Regions from separate parts of the Homo sapiens genome. Here regions 1, 2 and 3 are each linked to region 4. The links are chromatin contacts, found by Hi-C or POLR2A ChIA-PET in ENCODE. All regions are on one chromosome and are shown on one strand. Each heading gives the region's core, a stretch centred on a gene start or an enhancer-like site at or near the end of the contact. The rest is flanking DNA. Distances are from core to core; before and after follow the strand shown.

The links. Hi-C counts contacts between places; a loop is a spot of excess contacts on that map. ChIA-PET counts read pairs that join two places held with the same protein, here RNA polymerase II (POLR2A). Pooled maps may share reads with other maps.
Region 1: a map of OCI-LY7 shows a loop between it and region 4 (11-fold over the local background). The contact joins the promoter of E2F8 here to the promoter of RPS13 in region 4. A Hi-C loop is called at or near these places in 1 of 168 maps with a recorded cell type or tissue (OCI-LY7) and 11 of 50 pooled maps. POLR2A ChIA-PET finds 5 or more read pairs at or near these places in 1 of 52 experiments (OCI-LY7).
Region 2: a loop to region 4 is called in a map of CD4-positive, alpha-beta memory T cell, with 20 times the contacts of the local background. The contact joins the promoter of CYP2R1 here to the promoter of RPS13 in region 4. A Hi-C loop is called at or near these places in 1 of 168 maps with a recorded cell type or tissue (CD4-positive, alpha-beta memory T cell) and 12 of 50 pooled maps. POLR2A ChIA-PET finds 5 or more read pairs at or near these places in 1 of 52 experiments (CD8-positive, alpha-beta memory T cell).
Region 3: a map of posterior cingulate gyrus shows a loop between it and region 4 (10-fold over the local background). The contact joins the promoter of COPB1 here to the promoter of RPS13 in region 4. A Hi-C loop is called at or near these places in 1 of 168 maps with a recorded cell type or tissue (posterior cingulate gyrus) and 5 of 50 pooled maps. POLR2A ChIA-PET finds 5 or more read pairs at or near these places in 1 of 52 experiments (activated naive CD4-positive, alpha-beta T cell).

What each region holds. Positions count from the first base shown.
Region 1 is chr11:19,239,579-19,242,737 of GRCh38, forward strand. E2F8 (E2F transcription factor 8) reads right to left here and starts at 1,367. Exons shown (of 13, transcript NM_024680.4): 1 at 970-1,367; 2 at 529-652. The coding sequence starts at 543. All of the region lies in intron 1 of CSRP3-AS1 (CSRP3 and E2F8 antisense RNA 1), which reads left to right. RefSeq lists a silencer at 1,437-2,136 and enhancers at 2,257-2,366, 2,572-3,143, 3,144-3,159.
Region 2 is chr11:14,890,761-14,894,174 of GRCh38, forward strand. It overlaps CYP2R1 (cytochrome P450 family 2 subfamily R member 1), which reads right to left and starts at 1,471. Exons shown (of 5, transcript NM_024514.5): 1 at 1,221-1,471. The coding sequence starts at 1,445. It also overlaps a transcript of PDE3B not described here. RefSeq lists a silencer at 979-1,218.
Region 3 is chr11:14,498,039-14,501,143 of GRCh38, forward strand. It overlaps COPB1 (coat protein complex I subunit beta 1), which reads right to left and starts at 1,773. Exons shown (of 22, transcript NM_001144061.2): 1 at 1,669-1,773; 2 at 800-947. The coding sequence starts at 890. RefSeq lists an enhancer at 1,895-1,994.
Region 4 is chr11:17,076,397-17,079,359 of GRCh38, forward strand. It overlaps RPS13 (ribosomal protein S13), which reads right to left and starts at 1,271. Exons shown (of 6, transcript NM_001017.3): 1 at 1,223-1,271; 2 at 1,033-1,081; 3 at 772-850. The coding sequence starts at 1,245. RefSeq lists an enhancer at 1,305-1,504.

The sequences.
Region 1 (3,159 bases), core at 117-2,616, 2.2 Mb after region 4:
AAAAAATTATCTTAAAAAGAAATTCAGTCTCCAAACATGTCAAATGCCCTTTCTGAATTCCAAGTTGTTCAAGAATCCTCAGAAATGTTGTAATGAAACTAACGAATTTTTGAAGAGGGGTAGGTTTGCCCCTTTACACTCTTTCTAGTTTTTAATGATTTGGTAGCTGTCTCAGACATAAAGAGAGAAAAGGTATTTTTAAGAATAATAAAATTTGTTAGTTTCATTACAACATTTCTGAGGATTCTTGAACAACTGGAATTCAGAAAGGGCATTTGACATGATTGGAGACTGAATTTCTTTTTAAGATAATTTTCATTTTTTAAACTATATTAATTAAATTAGTATATATTTTAAACTATATATTTTTGAAACTATAAGATAAGGTTCATTTTTTCCAGGTCTTTACAGAGGCTAACCAAGGTTGTGGCATTAAGAAAACACATTGGATAGGGAAAAATTATGGAGTTAAATCAGGATGATACTGAATTTAAAATTGCAATGATGAATACTGAAGTTATAAAGTACCTTTTCGTTCTCCATTCTGTAAATTCCTCATACATTTAGAGTTTAAAAATGAAAAATCTGGAGTTCCTCCCCAAATCCCGATGGTTCAAGTAGTCCAATCAATTGTACTAAAAGTTTTAATATCCTTAAAGAAAAAAGGAAATAGAAAAAGTTAGAGAAAAACAAGAACCAAAAGATCTGTTGAAAATTCCTTCACGGACAAGAGGCTACGGAAACAAAGCCTAACGAAAAATGACAAACTAGATTTACATTTTATTCTCGACCAGAGATCGCCCCACTGAGCGGAGAACGCCAACAAATGCCAGTAAATTCCTTCAGCAAACGGATCGGCGGTCCTAAGACTTCAAGCAACCCACGGAATTTCTAGTGACAGCCCTCTCCCATCTGTAGAAAAGGCGAGCCATTCTCCGGACCCCAGCGAATACTTTAGGAAGCACCCACCTGTTCGCAGATCAGGGCTCCGGACTAAGCGCACGAGCCCAGGTCCCAGCTGAGCGCACGCGACCCCAAGTAACTGGGTACAAGTCTGCATCTAGATGCCTGGATTTCTCCCCTTACACACACGTGCACAGGCTCAGCAGTAAAGTCGTGGGAGGTCGCTTGACAGGAAAGTTCCAAATTCAGTCCCAAAGCTCCAAGTATGCAGTTGGGCATTTAAAGAGTCTTATAATTAAGACTTTTTTTTTAAATTTAAAAAAGGGCTTCCTTAAAGATACAAAGCACTATTTACTCCCTGTTCGGGTGGCCAGTTCACACCACGGCGTTAGACTCCACCTTGGAAGGCTGTATTTGCCCAATAAGGCAAGCAGGTACTGTCCCCCGGCCGCCACTCGCTCAGTGCACTTCCCCCAACTTTCGGCCAAAGGCCCCTCCCCCAGGCCCTGTCCGCCCGCCGCAGTCCCGACAGTTCCCGGACAGCATCATCGTGGTTTCCAGGACAACAATTCCCGACCAATCAGAGGGCCGGAAGCGGGCCTGCGATTGGCCGACGGCGCCAGGGGCGGGGCCGGACCTTCCGCCTTCGATTTAAAAATTTGGCGCGGAAAGTCGGACCGTGGCCGGCGCCTCCCCTTAGCTGCGCGGGGCCTGAGCGCGGGCAAACCCGCGCCCGGAACCACGGCAACCCCGCCCCTCCCCCTCGTTCGCCCCCGCCCCTCTGCGCGGGAGCTCAGCTCCTCCCTCACGGCCCCCGGCGAAGCGGGAGGCGGGAAACGGCCGCCGCCGCCGCCGCCGCCACCCTCCCGAGCCCTCTCCCGGTGCCGTGTCGCCCGGGCGCCGCGCCCCTCTGCGTCCCGCTGACCTGTCAGTCCACCTCACGGCGGGAGCCGGCGGGGGCTGAGCCGGGACTCGTCAGCACCGCTGCCCCTCTCAGGCCCGGGAGCCCGCGTACCTGGCAGTCAGTCTTTCCGCAGCGCCGAGGTGGGTGCCGGAGAGAGACGCCGGGACCGGGACTGGCGGGCCGGCTGGCGGGCAGAGGGAGCGTGACCGTCCAGGAGCAGCCAAGCCCCCGATTTGAAATTAACCCGCTCCCGGCGCGAGCCGATACCGCGGGCGGGGAGGGCCGCTCCCCTCCCCCACGCCCGCTCGCCCCGGCCCCGGCCCCCGAGCGCCAATCCGAGCCTCCCGACCGTAGCCGCCGGCGAATCGGTGCAGGCACCGCCCTCCACTCCCGCCTCTACGGCAGAGTTGGGGGAAAAGTTCAGCAACTTTTTTTTCCTTTTTTTTTTTTTTTGCATACACCCCCTCCCCTTGCTCAAAGTTGGGGAATAAAATTTGGCCCGTCCGGGGCTCGCGGGCTGGGCCGCAGGCGCCCTGCGATTCCCCGCTTGGGGCTATCTCACCCCTGCCCAGCCCCAGGCCGGCTCACCTGCCCTCGGACTCCAGCCGGACCTCTCCCCCTTGCACCCCTGGCATGCATGATTGTGCTGCCCACCGTCTGCCCCGTGCCTCGCAGAAACTGGCGCGAGGAGGGAGAAGCTTGGCTACTGGTGCCTAAGCTCCGTGGGCTCTGGGCCTTGGCCCAGCGGTGAGAACTCAGGTGTAGGAGGAAGAGGAGGAAGGCGGAAAACCCTCCAACCCTGTCCTCGCCGTCTTTCCTCAGGGTCTCCCACCCACTCCTCCCTTTCTCTTCCCTGTTGTCTTTCCCTCTTTTTCCGGTCTCCGAGCCTCAGGCAGCTTTAGCCTGGTTCCCTGTAGAGCCCTAGCAGGGTCGGGGAGACACTTCGATCCTTCGTCCTCACTTTGCAGAACGGGACACCGAGGCCCGGGGCGGCGGCGCTGCCTCGGCTGCACCTGGATCATTTGCGCCCGCGTTGGCTCCCTTTGCTCTCCTCTGCCTTAGACTTTTCTGCGGACTGGTGCTGAGTGTTGCCCAACCGCGCCGAGATCTGGGCGCCGGTCTCTCGATCTGGACTCGGTTTGGCTCGTCCTCCTCTGTAATCGCGTGTCTTTAGGCTCCAGCAGGGCCCGGGGCCACACTTCCCCACTCCCACCGCTAACTTGGGGATCAGTGACTCTCCCATTGCTGACTAGCAGGGCGAGGCATTTTTATTTTCTGCGAAACGCGATGAGGGCGGGGATGCTATGATATTGAGGCTGGGGTCGCAGCGCAGCAGCTGCCGGCCATAGGGC
Region 2 (3,414 bases), core at 221-2,720, 2.2 Mb before region 4:
GACGGTCTCGATCTCCTGATTTCGTGATCCGCCCGCCTCGGCCTCCTAAAGTGCTGGGATTATAGGCGTGAGCCACCGCGCCCGGGCACCTAGACCAATCCTTGTAAAAATTGGTTTAAGTAAGGATTTAAGGTCAAACCTGAAATACCACAGTTGCCAAACATCCCTGTACTTTTCCTTCAAAACACTGACCACAGCCTGTGGCCGATAATGAGATTAGTTTTCTCTCTCCCACTCATCTGCCAACTCCTTAAAAGGCTGTATCTGCCTTCTTCACCGCTAGCGTCAGGCCTGTAGTTGCATATAAATAAGTGTAATTCAAAACAAAACAGGTGAGCTCTGTCCCAGGACCCGTGGAAACTCCTGCCCCCTCCGGACGTCGGGACACCCACACACAAGCGGTGGTCGCCTTTTCCGCTGCCAGTCACAGGGCATTTCCGTGCTGCTTTCCCCTCCGCAGAATGAGGAGGAGCGAAGTACCGACCTCACCGGCTGGTTATGAGTTTTAAATGAGTCACCAAGTTGGCAGTGACAGTGGCACACAGAAGGCGCCTTTTAAGTATCTGCTAAGGTGCCGTTCCCAGCCAGTCAGAACGGCATTACCATCTGCGCTGTAGGACCCCCGCAGCGGATTTTAGTCATCAATTCATTCACGCGTTCACAATCGTTTCCCAGGGCCCGCTTCTCAGTCAGGGGCGTTCCCCTGCATTCTCCATTCTCACAGCAAACGCCTACACCAGTCGTTCGTCGACTGCAGACACCGAAGAACCTGCTATTAACCATCTAGAACTCAGAACGCCTTGATTTTCCGACAAGCCGCGTGCAGCTTCCACAGAGCTGCGAGGCCGACTCGCAAGACGCCCGCACCTGAGGGCATGCGTCCACCCTGGACCTGAAGTGGCGGCGCGGCTGGCGAGCCAAACGGCGCAGGCGCAGGAGCAAGAGCTCGAGCGGTAGCGGGAAAATCAGGACTGGATCGCCTCGGAGCCTCGGCCCGGAGTGGGTCACCGGCAGGGGCGGGGCTCCCCCTGCAAGGGGGCACGGCGTCGAGGACTTCTCCCTTCCAGACCCGGGAAGCGGGTGTCCCTCAAAGGGCAGCCGGCACACGGAGAGGTCCCGACTAGTCGGCCCAGGGGCGGCCATAAGTCCAACCAGGAAGGCCCTGGCCAGCCCGGGCCAGCCTGGCGGCCCTCCCTGCCCGGGGCCCGTCGGGGCTGTACCTCTCCGTACACCTGGCTCTGCTTTCTCATGTAGACATGGGGAAGCTCGGATGAGGCTGCCAGGGAATAGATGTTGCCGATAAATGGCAGCCCCGGCGGCCCCGGGGGGAAGCCCATCGGCCGCCTCTGCTTCAGCAGCTGGCGGACCCCTAGCGCGAAGAGCAGCAGGAAGAGCGCGCCGCCGAGCGCCGCCGCGCCCTCTTCAGCTCTCCAAAGCTTCCACATCGGCCCGAGCTGGAGGTGCGAACTCCACAGCAGCCCTGAGACCCAGGCACTCCCTCCAGCCCTGCCATACTCCCATTGGCAGGATACCCTCAGGTCCCGCCCTAGCTCCGTGGCCATTGGCTGACTGAGTGAGCGCTCAGGCCCCTTCGGGACAACTACCTTCTAGTTTTGCGCGGCTGAGAGTGGACTTTGCGGAGCGGGTGGCCGGTGCTACCCTTTGGAGGTGGCGCGGCTCTAGGCGGAGCAATGAGCCAGGAGTCCGTTTTCTAGAATGTTGACACAAGGGCATTGACGAGGTGTCAGGACGGCCTCACTCACTGGGCTAGGCGGATCCTGCCTCTCTGGGGCCAGACCTTTCTTAAAGTGTCTTTTTAAGTACCAGGTCTGCTTATTTCATTTCACACTAGGAAAACTGGAGAGATGATCAACACTGCAGTCTTTAGCTGAACCTGATACTTTTCAGAATTTCCAGTAGAAAATTGACCCATCAGTAGTAAAAGAAAGTAATTTTACTGTTTTGTCCTGTTTTACTATTTTTCTCCTGTTAATGTATTTTTGTGTGTGATCTTTTAATAATTGTGATGATTGAGCAGTTTATGTGATTAACTCAGTTTACCTATATTTGACCCCTCTCTGGTCTTTCCAAACTGATTACTTATTGGCAATCACGGGACTCTTGTCTGCACTTGTTCACGGAGAGTATTTACTATTCAAGATTTCTGCCTCCACTGCCTGGAATTAAGCAACTGATTTCATATTATTCTTGCTAATTGTTTTTATTCCTGTTTTCTATTGGGCAGTTCCTTGCAATACAGGACTTACTGGGTTTGGGACTCTTCTAACAGCTGCCCTCTAATTGTGATTTAGCAGTGGCATGAGTTTTATGGTCCTCATTAGCTTACGACTCATTCACACAACAAATATTTATTGAATGTCTACTATGTTCCCATGTCCTAAGCAATGGAGATACATAGGTGAATAAGAGCAACAAAGTCCTTTCTATAACTTACATTCTTATGAGAGGGAAGAGCAATGACATGGAAATACAATAATTTTCAATAATCAGAAGCAAACAAAAAGTGCGTTATAGAAAACGCCTGGTGGTTGGGGAGATACTTTAGCAGGCAAGGGCTGTCAAGGAAAGTCTTATTAGGAAGATGACATTGGAGCTGAGATCAACTGCTAAAGAAGTGTATTTGTTTCCTACTACTGTTGTAATAAATTACCACCAATCTGATGGCTTAAAACCACACAAATTTATTTTCTTACAATTCTTGAGGTGAGAAGTCCAAAATGAGTCTTCCAGGGCTGACAGAGAGGTGTTAGTGGGGCTTCATTCTTTCTAGAGACTGTAGGAGAGATTCTATTTCCTTGTCTTTTTCAGCTTCTAGAGGCTGCCCACATTCCTTGGCTTTCGTCCCCATTCCTTCCTCTTCAAGGCCATTAATGTCAGTTTGAATCCTTCCAACATCGCTGTCTCTCTGATTATCTCTCTTCTACTTCCTTCTTCCACTTATAAGGATCGTTGTGATTATATTGGGCCCACCTGGATAATCCCAACTCAAAGATCAGCTGATTAGCCCTTTAATTCCATCTGCAACCTTAATTCTTCTTGCCATGAAACCTAACATATTCACAGTTCTAGGGATTAGTATGTGGACCTATTGGGGGAGGGGAGCATTATTCTGCCTACTATAGAAGAGAAATTTGAGGCAGATATGGGGGAAAATATTCCAAACAGAGGAAATATCAAGGGCAAAGGCTTCATATACTAAGCAAACCTTGTCCTCTGAGAGTGTTTCCAATTTCTCTCCATCTCCCACGCAAGGACACTGCGGAAGTCAGCAAGTTAGTCAGGTCTTTGAGTTTTTCTGTTTAACTGGCTTGTGACTATCCCCAGGGGCTGAAGTTACCCCCACAGGTATGTGTCACAGTATCTGCAGCCACAGAATATCTACCTACTGCCTAT
Region 3 (3,105 bases), core at 523-3,022, 2.6 Mb before region 4:
GAAGGGTAGTGGTAGGGAAGTGGAGATGGTTAATGGGTACAGAAAAAATGAGTTAGACCCGATATTTGATAGCACACAGGGTAACTACAGTCAATAATAATTTAATTGGACATTTAAAAATAACTGAAAGTGTAACTGGATTGTCACACAGAAGACAAATGCTTGAAGGGATGGATACTCCATTTTTCCATGTGATAATTATGTATTGCATGCCTGTATCAAAGCATTTCATGTACCCCATAAATATATACATCTACTGTGTACCCCCAAAAATTAAACATTACAAAAAGTTCAGAAATATAGTTGTTTTCTTATTTGCAAAAATGCATAAAAAATGAAAAGGTAAACTTTTCTGGAAAATACATGTTTATTCCAGTGTTCACCTAATTGTTTGGGTGGGTAATCCAAAGAACAAAGTTCTTTTGGTTTTACAAGCTAAGTAACATGAAGTTAAGTGCACGATGGAATTAAGATATTCCAATACACATCCTCAACCTGTTGCCTAGAGAAAATAATCAGCCACATTAATATATTGAAGTCTACAAAAATTATGACATTTTGAGGAATATCTAAACTATTACAATTTCTTTAGGTTTACTAAGATAAACTGAGATGTTCTATTTCAAACAACCAATATTTAAAGAAGTTCGCATTTTTAATAAAAGGTCTATCGAAGAGATCCTAGAAAAACTTTAGACAAAAATTAAGCATTTCTAATTATAAAGGAATATGAAATATGAGTTTTTTATTTTTGTTTTTTCTTTTTTCATTTCATTCTCAAAATAATATCGAAGTTTACCTAGATCATTTTTTAAGCTAATTTCAGATGGTGGTTCTGAATCCATTGGCACGTTAATTAACGTGTAGCATACGTTCTCAGCCGCCGTCATGGTTTCTGGTTATATTATAACCAATCCTTGACACAAGATTTAAGGATGCCAGAAAATCTAGAAAAATAAACACAGACATATCATTACAAATTAAAAAAAAAAAACCCACAAACAAGTACCTATAGTGACCTTTTAAAGTATTAGAAAGGGCAGGTCAATCTATATCGTGTTCCCATAAAAATAAATTCTAGTAAAAACCACATTATCAGCTCTGGCATAAGGTATATTATCTATCACTCCCTCATCGCATCCCGGTCCAGTGTTTGAGAATGCTGTATAGCCGAATGAAGGCCCACAGAACAGTGACAGTCCCCCCAGCCACACCCCACAATGTTATGGACCGTATGGTTTTTACACAACACACAATCTGCATGCTCAAGTTAAGAGACCTTGTGCCTGAATACTCTGCCAAAACCCTAAAGCGCTTTATCGCGGTCCTTGGTGGGTTCCGACTCTATGTCCGCGGGTCCCTTAATCAACGCGCTGCACCCCCACCTCGCCCCACCCGCTTCCTCCTCCCCTTCCTCCAGCAAAGCAGCCCTAGGCCTGAAAGGGTACGCCTAGGGGTCTTGGGAGGGAAAAGACCCCCGGCCAATACAAAGGACGGGATGGAGCGTCCGACCCGGAGCTTCCTAGCCCTCCGCCCCCACCCCGACCCGCACCCCCACCCGTACCCCCACCCGGTCCCTTCTGCCAGGCCCAGACGCAAGCGGCCTAGTCGCTCCCCTTCCGCATCTTCCAGCTAGAAAGCCAGTTCTTCCGACTCTGCCCGACCCACCACGCCTCTGGGACTGGGGGCTTGTGGCCCACTACCAGGCTCCGAGGGGCAGTGGTTTGGTGCAGCCGCGGATCCGTCTACTGCGGCTCCGTCTACTCCGGCTATGAACCGCAGCAGCGGCGGCGGCGGCTCCAGAGTCCTTGGCTGACGTGGAAGGGGGTGGGGTAACGACCGAAGCCACAGCCACCTAGCACCTACGGCGACTCAGAGAGGACATGCTTTCTTTGTGCAGCGCTTGCGCGCTGCAAGTATATCCTATTTTCTTCCTCTTCTCTTGTCCAGGGTTTGATTAGGCCGCAGAGCAATGAAACCACGTATTTTCTAGTTTTCCCTGCAAGCCAAGCTCTGAGTTAAGCACTATGCTAATTTAAACGCTAACTGGAAATCGTTCCTTCTTCAGGAACAGTCAAGGGGAGAAAGTGCTTGGAGAGAGGGAAACTTTTACAGGGCTCTGTTCCCGTGAAAAAGAGCTCTGGACTAGAAAGTGGAAACCCAGTAATCCTTTTTCTTGTCCACACCCTAATAAACTGGGAAAGTAACTAATACTATTGGGAAGGTAATTCAGTTATTTTATTAATTATCACTAGATTAAAATCCATTTCAGTTCTTAACATCGCTAGTAGTTTGAATCTGCCTCTCTGCAGGTAGGGCTGGAGTTATTTGAAAATCCAAAGTCACATTGGTATAATTTCTGCTTTTTATTTAATAATGGCCTCTTTCCGTGATCCTTTCTGAGCACCCAGTAGATTAGAAAAAATTTTTATGCATAAAGGGAGACAGTCACTGTTTTAAAGGATTTTACGTATCTCCAAAGACCTGTTACAGCTGCAATCAGCCATAGTACTTTCGGTTTTGCCCATTTGAAGTTCCATAGCACGCCCCGCCCCTACACCTCCCTCTGCCCACAAAAGGGTTTTATGGCCAATTATTAATAACAAAATATCTTAAAGCTTAAGCAAAATACTGCGAATAAAAACAGATCTGACGGCAACTGCCCTAGTTAACAGGTTCATCTCAGGAAGATGGAACACCAATAGTACCTCATTTATGTAGGATCTAGCTCTTTTGAGCTTTCTCTTTTTAGAACCATCAAGCAATCTACAAATTCTTTGAGCACCCAAAATTGTATTCAAAGGCCATGTGTTGACAGCACTTTAAGAGTGCCTCTCTGATTCTGTGCATTCATTTTTTTTAATATTTAATCTTAATGGTAGAGTGACATGAATACAGAGATCCCATATACTCTTTACCTAGTTTCTCCCAATGGTAACATCTTGCATAGTTATAGTACAATATCAATTTCAGGAAATTGACAGACATAATTCACCCAGCCTTGTTCAGACTTCACTAGTTTTACATGTACTCGTTTTTATATTCACTTGTAGACAATTTTATCATGCTTATATGTGTGTAATCACCAACACAGTCGAGACAGAA
Region 4 (2,963 bases), core at 21-2,520:
AACACACAAATTAGCTGGGCCTGCTGGCGGGCGCCTGTAATCCCACCTATTCGGGAGGCTGAGGCAGGAGAATCGCTTGAATCCAGGAGGTGGAGGTTGCAGTGAGCTGAGATCGCGCCACTGCACTCCAGACTGGGCGACAAGAGCAAGACTGTCTCAAAAAAAAAAAAAAAAAGAGGTGGGGTCTCTCTGTCACCCAGGAGTGCAGTGGCTTCATCATAGCTCACTGCAGCCTGGGACTTCTAGGCTCTGGTGATCCTCTCACCTCTGCATCCCAAGTATCTGGGACTACAGGCACATTGCGGCTGGCTTTTTTGGGCGGGGGAGTCGGAGAGTAGTATGTTCTCAGGCCCCAGAACCATGTTCAGCACATAGAAGGTAAACATTTGCTGAATGAAGCCACTTGCACGAAGTCACACGCAGCTGAGATTCAAACCACACCTAACTGTGAGGAACTGTGTCAGGCACTCTGCTTAGCCAATTCCAACTCCTCCACTTGACAGCTGTGTGATTTGGGGCTGGTTAGTATCCAGCGGCAGTGTGCCTCTGCTTCCTCAACTGTAAACTGGGGTGAAAGCCATGAAGATTTATTTCAAAGTATTGTGGTCAGAATTAAACGAAATCAGTACATGTGAAGTGCTTACAATGATGCCTCTAGCACGGTGGCGAGACCAGAGTTTTGGCTATTTTTAAAATAACTTTACCACCTACTAGATCCTACAAGTCACACGAGGACAGGCGAAATAGGCTATGTTAGACACAAACACTCACCGATCTGTGAAGGAGTAAGGCCCTTCTTGGCCAGTTTGTAAATCTGCTCCTTCACGTCGTCAGATGTCAACTTCAACCACTGTTATGGAATAGAAAGCAGCCTTAGGATGAGAACCCAGGAATGGCGCCGCAGAACAGCGGTCTCTCCTTCCGCAAAACCGCGCTCCTCATACACGCAAGTTCCTCACCCTGGCGTCGCTTCACCCGAGACAAATGCCAACCCCCTCCCCGGATTCTCCCCGGTCCCAGCGCGCTACTTACAGTGGGGACGCTGCGTCGATAGGGTAAAGCCGACTGGGACAGGCCCTTCCTGGGGAGAGAAGCAGTCTCGAGGTGAGGTGGCGGCTAGTGCCAGAGCAGCCCAGAACATCATCCCCTCGGCCCGCTGCCCACACTCCCTGTCTTCCTCCCACCCCCCGCCCAGCAATCCGGCTTGATGCCCCGAGCTCACCCGGGAGCATGCATGCGACCCATGATGGCGGCGATCAGGCAACGAAAGGAGAGCGAGAGTGGAAACGCCGCAGGAAGCCACCCAACACGCAGGAAGTGACCTCACACGTCCCCGCTTCCTCTCACGCAGGAGGCGGAGCTACGCTGCGCAGCCACCGCCCGTCTGTGTGACTACATCTCCCGAAATGCATTTCAGCGTCGCAAGAGATCGTCAATCCAGCCTCATCCCGGCATGCATCGGTCTTTGGTCAGCCTTGTTGCCAGAGCGGGAATTTGAGGCTGACGCCAGCTTGCGTCGAAATTCCCTGTGGACGCCGAGATCACAAAGATTCGAATGCTGCGCTGGGGGTGGGTATGGAGCAGGTAGGGCTGGAAGAAGCAGCCATACACAGGTGTTTGCTCATTCACCAGTGCCTGGCTTTGTCCTGGCACTAGATCCCTCAGAGTCGGCCCTGCGCCTAATAAATTAACAGATACAATAGCATGTGATGAGGACCACACGGGAAGCCATGGCAGCGGCTACCGCCCAGCCAGCGCTTCCATTTCTCATTTCTAAATCCTACCCTAATCTGTCAGGGGAGAGTCGCTGACGGTGAAGAACCGGTCTAAGGAGTTGAACCAGGTCCCCACGGATGCCTGCCGCCCTCCGCACTCGAATTCCCCTGCGCAGGGCTCTGGGGCGCTGGGCTCGCCGGGGAGAAGGGTTGGGCAGAGGCTTACGGAGCTATGTTCCCAAGTGAGAGAGTTGGCGGGCAGGGAAGAGCCTTGGGAGCAAGACTGCAAAGGCCAAGAGGATGAGGGATAAAATGAAGCATTTGAATTTCATGGGAAAAGGGAACCGTCAAGGAAGAAGCTTTTTTTTTTTTTTGAGACGGAGTTTCGCTCTTGATTCGCAGGCTGGAGTGCAATGGCGCGATCTCGGCTTGCCGCACCCTCCGCCTCCCGGCTTCAAGCGATTCTCCTGCCTCAGCCTCCTGAATAGCTGGGATCACAGGCATGCGCCACCACTTCCAGCTAATTTTGTATTTTTAGTAGAGACGGGTTTTTCCATGTTGGTCAGGCTGGTCTTAAATTCCCGACCTCAGGTGATCCGCCCGCCTCGGCCTCCCAAAGTGCTGGGATTACAGGCGTGAGCCACCGCGCCTGGCCGGAAGAAGCTCTTTTAAGACAGACCTAGCCTGGGCAACATGGCGAAACCCCCTCTCTATAAATACAAAGAATTAGCCGGGCGTGCTCGCTCGTGCCTTTGGTTCCAGCTACGAAGGAGGCTGAGGTGGAGAATCTCTGGAGCCGGGAAGGACATTGCGGTGAGCCGAGATAGCACCACTGCGCGCCAGCCTGGGCAACAGAGCAAGACTCTGTCTTAAAAAAAAAAAAAAAAAAGGAAAGAAAGAAAAAGACTGACTCAGTGCCGGTACACAACAATGCGTTGAAAGAATGGGCAAATGAAGCAGCTTCTTAAAATTTTAAAAAGTAAGCATAGCTCTAGGAAGGAGGGAGGTCAGTGAAATCAAACTCCTGTCGACAAGCTTAAAGTAACTGGCAAGACGCTGGGAAACTAGATACTGAAACATCCGCTCTTAACTTTTAACCTGTCACTATTTGAAATAAAGTTATCAGGGATAGCCGGGCGCGGTGGCTCACGCCTGTAATCCCAGCACTTTGGGAGGCTGAGGCGGGCGGATCACGAGATCAAGAGATCGAGACCATCCTGGCTAACACGGTGAAACCCCGTCTCTACT